Linked DNA regions of Mus musculus: region 2 is linked to region 1. Evidence: chromatin contacts called from ENCODE POLR2A ChIA-PET data. All regions are on one chromosome and are shown on one strand. Each heading gives the region's core, a stretch centred on a gene start or an enhancer-like site at or near the end of the contact. The rest is flanking DNA. Distances are from core to core; before and after follow the strand shown.

Evidence for each region. ChIA-PET counts read pairs that join two places held with the same protein, here RNA polymerase II (POLR2A).
Region 2: POLR2A ChIA-PET joins it to region 1 with 22 read pairs in embryonic stem cell. The contact joins the promoter of Naga here to the promoter of Poldip3 in region 1. POLR2A ChIA-PET finds 5 or more read pairs at or near these places in 3 of 5 experiments (Patski and embryonic stem cell).

What each region holds. Positions count from the first base shown.
Region 1 is chr15:83,146,863-83,150,687 of GRCm38, reverse strand. Poldip3 (polymerase (DNA-directed), delta interacting protein 3) reads left to right here and starts at 1,310. Exons shown (of 9, transcript NM_178627.4): 1 at 1,310-1,493. The coding sequence starts at 1,435. It overlaps Rnu12 (RNA U12, small nuclear), which reads right to left and starts at 1,043; the gene lies at 894-1,043.
Region 2 is chr15:82,336,414-82,340,575 of GRCm38, reverse strand. It overlaps Naga (N-acetyl galactosaminidase, alpha), which reads left to right and starts at 1,750. Exons shown (of 10, transcript NM_008669.4): 1 at 1,750-1,824; 2 at 2,262-2,338; 3 at 3,054-3,189; 4 at 3,635-3,806. The coding sequence starts at 2,323. It also overlaps a transcript of Pheta2 not described here.

The sequences.
Region 1 (3,825 bases), core at 61-2,560:
TTTTTTTAGATTTATTTTATTAATATATGTAAGTACACTGTAGCTGTCTTCAGACACTCCAGAAGAGGGAGTCAGATCTTGTTGCGGATGGTTGTGAGCCACCATGTGGTTGCTGGGATTTGAACTCTGGACCTGCGGAAGAGCAGTCGGGTGCTCTTACCCACTGAGCCATCTCACCAGCCCCAACATGTACATTTTCAAGGGAACATGAGAAACTGACCCAAGAGCATCATGTTTTTATTTTTGAAAAAATTATCTATTTTTATGTTTATGAGTGTTTTGCCTGTATACACATATATGTATGTATGTATGTATGTATGTATGTATGTATGTATATGTATGCAATAGCCTGGGAGGTCAAGAAGGCATTGAATCTCCTGGCACTGGAGTTACATGTGAACTTCCATGTGAGTGCTGAGAACCAAACCCAGGTAGATCCTTTGCAATATCAGCAAGTGCTCTTAGCCGCTCAGCGGACCAGCTTCTAGAAATTCTGTCTCAACAATGAGAAACTATCCCATAGGTCAAACACTAACATGTCAGTTAAGAGACCACCTTCATTTGCCTCATTTACACAGTCAGGAGGCAAACGGAAAGGTGACTAGTCTAGGCATCAGAAACTGAGCACGACCTTACAACGTAGACGACCTTACAACATGGGCAGTTATGTCCAGGCATGATCAATTGAAATTGAGGTACATAGCAGTAGGAGAACAACAGTCCCATCTTGTCTGAAAAACAGTAAGAGAGAGGCTGGAGAGGTGGGGCGCGCTCACGCTCACACACCAGGTAGGGCAAAGGCAGGCATCAACATACGACTTGCAACCACTAGCACCTGAGAGCAACCATTCAGAGGAGCTGCTAAGCTTTCTATTCTTGTAGAATTAGGGGGTCGGGCAGATCGCGTCACCCAGGCATCCCGCAAAGTAGGCGGGTCGCCTCAGATTGCAACCTATACCCGCTCAAAAATTCTTCTCACATAAGCAGTGAGGACTCGGGCGTCACCCCGAATCGTTATTTTCCTTACTCATAAGTTTAAGGCATGAGGAACGTGTCTACGTTCCTCAGGGGTAAGAAATTATATTCTCATTACAAGTATGGTGAGTGTCCGATCGGCTGTATGACTAAAAGACTTGTCCTCTTGATAATGCTTTTTAATGGTTTATGATCGATATAATTCTAATTCCTCATTAGCAAAAGGAGGAGGGGGGAGAGAGAGCCCATAAGGCTCCGGACTCCTCCATGCAAATTAGAAGCGAGCACCGCAAAGGCTCACGGGGAGAGAGGCTCCACCCCTTCCGTCTCGAGCTTTTCGTTTGAGCTGTCGCGAGAGTTGGCCGTCCGGGTTGCCGGAAGCCGCTCTTGACTCCGGCCGCGGGGCGGGCTCGCCGCAGTCGGCTTCTCCTCCGTTCTCCGCTAGCTGCGCGCCGCAAGATGGCCGATCTCTCGCTGGACGAGCTCATCCGGAAGCGCGGGACGGCGGCCAAGGGACGGTGAGCGGCCCTTTCCCTTTTCCTCGAGGCTCGTAGGGGCCTCGCTGCTTCTTGGGGTTCGGGGGCGGAGGAGGGAGCGGCTCCGGGGGGCGACGCCGCTTGCGCCCGCCCCCTGCGTCCGCCGCGCTCCTTATTGGCCCGGCCGCGCGGGCCCAGCTGCTGGTCGGTCCACTGGCTGCTGGGCCCGGGAGGCCCGGGAGGCCCGATCGCAGGCGAGCCGAGGGCTGGGCGGGCCAGGGCCTTGCTCCCCGGAGGATCGGGTCCGGGGGGACCACGGTGGCGCCGTCTCCGCTCGGCCTTTAGGTCCTGGGAGTTAAGAGGGCGGAAGTTGAGCGGAGGAGCCGCCAGCCCAGAGCTGTTTATGGCCAGTTCTGCTGGTTCTCCTATGCCACGGTGCTTAGCCCGACCCGTTTTAAGCAAAGAGCTCTTTCATAGGCGAGACGCCTTGTTCCTTTCACTGTGATATCTGTAATGGTTGTCTGATCGTTTTGTTTTCTCTTGAGGCCGGCTTTCACATAGCCGGAGCGAGCCTCGAACTCGCTGCGTCTCCGAGGCTGGCCTTAAAACGCCAAGAGTCTCCCTCCTCCTCCCGTTTCTCAAGGGCTGAGATGACAGGCCAGTTTGTTTCCGTTTTGAGAGCCGGCGTCCTCCATGTTATCCAGGAACTCCTGATCTCAAATCCATCCTCCTGCCTCAGTCTCTTGAGTAGCTGGTGCTCCAGGCGCTCCGCTGTTGCTTAACTATTTTATTCCGCATTTCACAAACGGGAAAGCTGGAGCCAGAGAGAAAGACTTTCCCAAGGCCACCGAGTGCCCCAACTGAGTTGGCCTCAGGCAAAGACAGACAAAACAGTTCCAAGAGGGTGGCATTGGCATTCATGGATGTATGCCCTGATGTCTTAAGTGAGACAGTCAGACTCAACATACTCTTAAACATCGATAGCCATTTCTAGCTTTTATAAATGTGCAGGTGAAAAAGTGGTTAAGTCGGCCCGTGGTCAGCAGGCATATAGATACACTGCTGTAGGTGTCAGGAACTGTTTTCCTGGGGCTGGAGAGATGGCTCAGCAGTTAAGACACCAACTGCTCTTCCAGAGGTCCTGAGTTCAATTCCCAGCAGCATGGTGGCTCACAACCATCTGTAATGAGATCTGATGTACTCTCTTCTGCTATGTTTGAAGACAGTAACAGTGTACTCACATACATAAAATAAATAAACCTTTTTATTTTTTTAAGGAACTGTTTTCCCAGACACTGATCTGCTCAGCTATGCCAATCCTTCCCTACGCCTGTGTCTAGTAAACACTGTTGCCTCCTACACTGAAAGGAGACAAGCTCCCTCCAATCTCAGTGCCACCCAGCTCACCAGCTCTTATTGTCACATGTCTTCTGGGTCGTAAGAGAGATTGACACCCACAATGATTAAGCCATTTAAAAGTTTTGAGCGGGGCAGTGGTGGTGCACGCCTTTAATCCCAGCACTTGGGAGGCAGAGACAGGCGGATTTCTGAGTTCGAGGCCAGCCTGGTCTACAGAGTGAGTTCTAGGATAGCCAGGACTACACAGAGAAACCCTGTCTCAAAAAAACAAACAAACAAAACCAAAAAAAGTTTTGAGACCTTTTATTGATGGCTAGGCCATGAGTCAGTCACTTAGTGACCATGCTTGGGGATACATTGTTTTTAAAGACAAAACCAATTACATGGGTGCTGGGGAGGAGGTCACACTAGTGAGGAGTTTGGGGTGGCCTGTAATATGTGTTTTCTTGCAGAGGTCAGCAGTGTGTTTCAGACACTCCATGACATTTTATTTGCACTTCTTCATGGTTATTTTAGTTTCATGTTAAACTTGCACAGACATCAGTTATATTGGTTCATGTCTGCAACAAGGGAGGACCATGGACATTCCCAAAAGCAATTCCAAGGCGGATGTGGCTGGTGATGGTGGAAGGCTGAGAACTGTTTAGGCTGTGACCCCCTCCATGAATTCTTTTCTTTTCTTTTTTTTAGATTTATTTATACTTTATGTGAGTGCACTGTTGCTGTCTTCAGACACACCAGAAGAGGGTGTTGGATTCCATTACAGATGGTTGTGAGCCACCATGTGGGTGCTGGGAATTGAACTCAGGTCCTCCCGAAAAGGAGTCAGTCCTCTTAACCACTGAGCCATCTCTCCAGCCGCATGAATTATTTTCTTTGCTACTTCATAACTAGTTTTCATACTATTACAGGTCGTAACGAGTCAGTTTTCCTGGTCTTAGGTGATCCCTGTGAAAGTGTGGTTCAATTCCAAAGCAGTCTCTTTCTACCGATGGGTTGAGAATTGCTAGTCTAG
Region 2 (4,162 bases), core at 501-3,000, 810 kb after region 1:
CCCTGAATGCAACTGTGTTCAAATGCCTGCCTGCCTGCCCACGGGCTTTGTGGATTCCCACCTCAACCCTTGCTTTGCAGTTCCTGAAGCCCAGCCGGCCCTCCCCTCTCACCCTACCCCCACTTAGAGCTCCTTGACATTTAGGTCTCAGCTGTCCGCTCTGAGGTCTCCTCCCTGACCTCACAATGTAAACAAGCATACCCTACATTTTGCTGGATGTTTTAAGGGGGGAGTGTGGTGGTTGGTGGCTGCAATGTTCACTAACTTTTCTTCAACTAGTAGTATCCACTAGAGTAAATGTGTTACAAGGTGAAGGTCGCGGGAGGGTGGGTAAGGGGAGAATACAGCATGAGTTTCCTGAGGAGGGAGGGGAGAGCTTGCCGTTTTTAAATAGAAGAATGGGCAGAGTAGACCTCACTTGGACATATAATTAAGGGAAATGAGGGTGTCGGCTATGCCCATATCTAGAAGTGCATTCTAAGCAGAAGGCACAGCTGGTTCAAAGGCTGTGTTTGAGGGGCCACAAGGAGGGCAATGAGGAAGATGACGGCAGGGAATAGGGTCAAAAGGTAGAGGGTGGGGTTTAGAAACACCATTTCCCCAAACTAAGAGAGTAGCCATCACACAGACTTCAGAGAGACAAGACCAGGGCTGGGTTGGGTTCGTTTTTTTAGGTTAAGTGTGTGCCCGATTATCTGCCTGTATGTGCACCATGTGAATGCCTGGTGGCCTCAGAGTTCAGAAGAGGGCATCAGATCCCCTGGCATGTGAGTCTGGAGACGGACCCTCGTGCTCTGCCAGAGCACTAAGTGCTCTTAACCACTGAGCCATCTTACCAGCCCACAGAGCTGAGTTTTCAGGTTTGCCTTGGCTGCCTTGGAGAAGTAAGGTGGACAAAGGAGGCCCTTGAGGGCTGTCTCCGAATCATCCAGGCAATATGTAATGAGGCCAGCGTTACTGGGTGGGATGAGAGGTGGAATTTAAAGGCAGGAATCAATTTTTGGACAATTGCATGTAAAGGCTGAGAGAAAAGATTGGCAGAGAAGTCGGTTTGCCATTACCTGATAGGAGGAAAATGGCACAGATTCGGAGAGGGGACAGCTATGATCATCATCGGTGTAAAGGCATCCAGAAATAGTGGTTGGCACCTAGCCTGTGTTTAACATATGAATAAGTAATGAATAAATACATTTGGGGAGTGGGTGGGCGAACAACCCCTTGGGTGTCAGGTGGAGGGGGCAGCCTCCTGACCTTTCGAGAGCTGAAACCCCACCCAGCCTCTTTCACTACCGTTTTCGAGTGGTTAAGAGCAAGGTTTCAGGTGGATTTCTGAGTTCGAGGCCAACCTCGTCTAGAGAATGAGTTCCAGGACACAGAGAAACCCTGTCTCGAAGAAACAAAACAAAATAAAACAAACAAACAAACAAACAAACAAACAAAAAAAGAGCAAGGTATCGCCCTCTGTAGGAATTCACTGCACAGCTACTTACTGAGCACGGGCAGTGCGGGCCACCACCCCCGCCCTCTGGGGCGGAGGACGGAGGACTCCAACCAGACCCGAGGCACAGCGGCGCGCGCACAGGGCGCCCAAGCCGACTTCCCACGGGAGCGCGCCTCGGGAACGCGCAGAACGCGAGCTTAGATGGGCGGAGCTTTTGGAGGCTGGGAGCTGGGGCATAGAGGGAGGGCACGGCGTTGCTAGGGGATTCTGATTGGTTGCTCAAGAAGGGTTGTCCCGTGACATTCCGCCTCCCGGGTCGCTATAGGTACAAGCGGCCGCCACGGGGGCTTTCACGGCTTACCGCGGACTGAGCGAGCGCGAGGGTAAGAATCAAGGGGGACCCTGGGCCTGCGATGTTTAAGAACCGAGAATCTGAACCCACACGGGGACCTGGAACCGGACATGGCCTATAGCCTTCCTTCTTCCTGGTATTCCTAGAACCAGTCACAACCGCTCTTGGGCAAAGTGTCCTAGACTATTTGTAGTTCTAAAAGAAGAGCTTAGATTCCGGGAAGTAAAGGGTAGGGAAGGAGTGTGTGAGGGTAGTGAAAGCGACTTGGGACCAAATGTGGAATCCGTAACTTTTATTTTCGGAGATAGGGTCTCTCTACCTAGTAGCCCTGGCTGGCCTGAAACTGGCTATGTGGACCAGGCTGGCCCAGAACTCAGAGATCCTCCTGCTTCTACCTCCTGAGTGCTGAGATTAAAGGTGGGTCCCACTATGCCCGGTGGGATACATAACATCTGTTATCTTCCACAGTTCAGCATATAAAGCTGCTAAGAGCAGATTCGAGTGGGTCCTGAGATTTGACTCCAAGGCAATGTTGCAGAAGACAGGTACCCTCACCTACTCAGGTGGCTTTGCAGGGGAGGACTGTGGCGAGGAAGCCCCAGCCCTCCTCTTTCTTGATGGGGGTATGTGGGGAGAAGTGTGCCTCTCCTTGGAGCTGGGCCAGGAAAATCAAGGAGATGCCCCACACCTCAGAATCGTTTCCCCTCCAAAGAGGCCACTTCCTTTTTCAGCCCTGCTCCAGTGTATAGGTCCTATCTTACCCGATCCTGGCGGGCTGTAGCAGCCCTGTCATGTGGGTGTGGTAATTTATATATAAGGAAGCTGAAAGCCAAGAGGAAGGGGCTTGTGTAGGTGAGCAGCTGGGTACAAGTCCACCCTGACCAACCCCTTTAGGCCCTTCTGAGGCTTTCTGAGGTGGAGAGCAAAAACTCCAAGGCCTCAGAAACCCAGAGTCCACAATGAACTGTCATTTCTGTGTAGGGAGGGAGGGAAGAGGGCATCTGGTCTCATGTATATCAAGGACATGACTTCAGGGGTCCGTTCCATTGATTCCCAGTCTGTAGCAACAGCTTTTTGAATACATTACTTTGCCCCATGTACCCCCCCCCCCAGACTGCACTCACAGGCTGAGGCAACTCTAACCCTACTGGCCTGTACCTGGGGAGGGCTGAAGGGCTGGAGGGGTTGAGGTGATGACTGGGGTTGGGGGGTGGGGTGCTGTAGGAACCATTTACAAGTCACCATCCACCTCCCCCTCAGTGCTCTTACTGGCCCTGGTGGCTCAGGTACTGATGCTGGAGAATGGGCTACTGCGGACTCCACCCATGGGCTGGCTGGCCTGGGAACGCTTCCGCTGTAACATCGACTGTGTGGAGGACCCGAAGAACTGCATCAGGTGAGTAAGATCTGCTTACCCAGGGCAACAAAATGGGGTCAGTGGGTCAGTGGGTGAAAGACACTCATCAGCAAAAATTTTAAAAAAATTTTTTTAAATAGAAAAATGCAGAGTCAGAATGAATGTATCTGACACCTAGCCCCATGACCTGCTTGGGGCCTCAGTAGGTGTACTTGGCCTCTGAGGTAACTGAAAGAAGATAAAATGCCAGACAGGCCCCACAGGCTTCCCTAGGCCTAGTCCTGCCCTTTGGCCTGGATGCCAGACCACCTCTTTCTCGCCCTACCCTAACCCTGGAAGGTCATTTACACTTGTTATCCTGGCCCCACCTCAGCTGACAGTAGAGGCTTGGTTTTTTATAGCCAGAATTCAGAGCAGAGAGAAAGAGCGGGAATGAGGGACATCCTGGGGAACTGAGCAGCACAGCCCCACTGTCCCTTGCTAGTGAACGGCTCTTTATGGAGATGGCGGACAGACTGGCCCAGGATGGATGGCGGGACCTGGGCTATGTATACCTCAACATCGATGACTGCTGGATTGGTGGGCGTGACGCCTCAGGCCGCCTAATTCCTGATCCCAAGCGCTTCCCTCACGGGATTGCCTTCCTAGCTGACTATGTAAGTCCAGCTCCAGCCCTGCCCCTTACTTAGTGTGAGGGCCTGGGACTCATTATCACAGTCTCCATGGAGAATGCGGCATAGTGGCAGAAACTGAAAAAGGAACACACACATATTATTGGCCTAATGAGGCGAGAGCCAGAAAGGGGCCTTAGCAAAAAGAACAGTCCCCTGGAGGAGGCATCTGGTTGAATCCATCCCAGAGGTGGGACCTCTGAAGCAGTAGCAAAAGCTTCCAGGCAAGAGACAGCTGGAGAAAAAGTGGCCACAGCTGGCAGAAACCAGCCACTGGTTCTTTTGGTCAGTGGGAGCCACTGAGAGTTTCTTCTTCTTTATTGAGACAGGGTCTTGTGTAG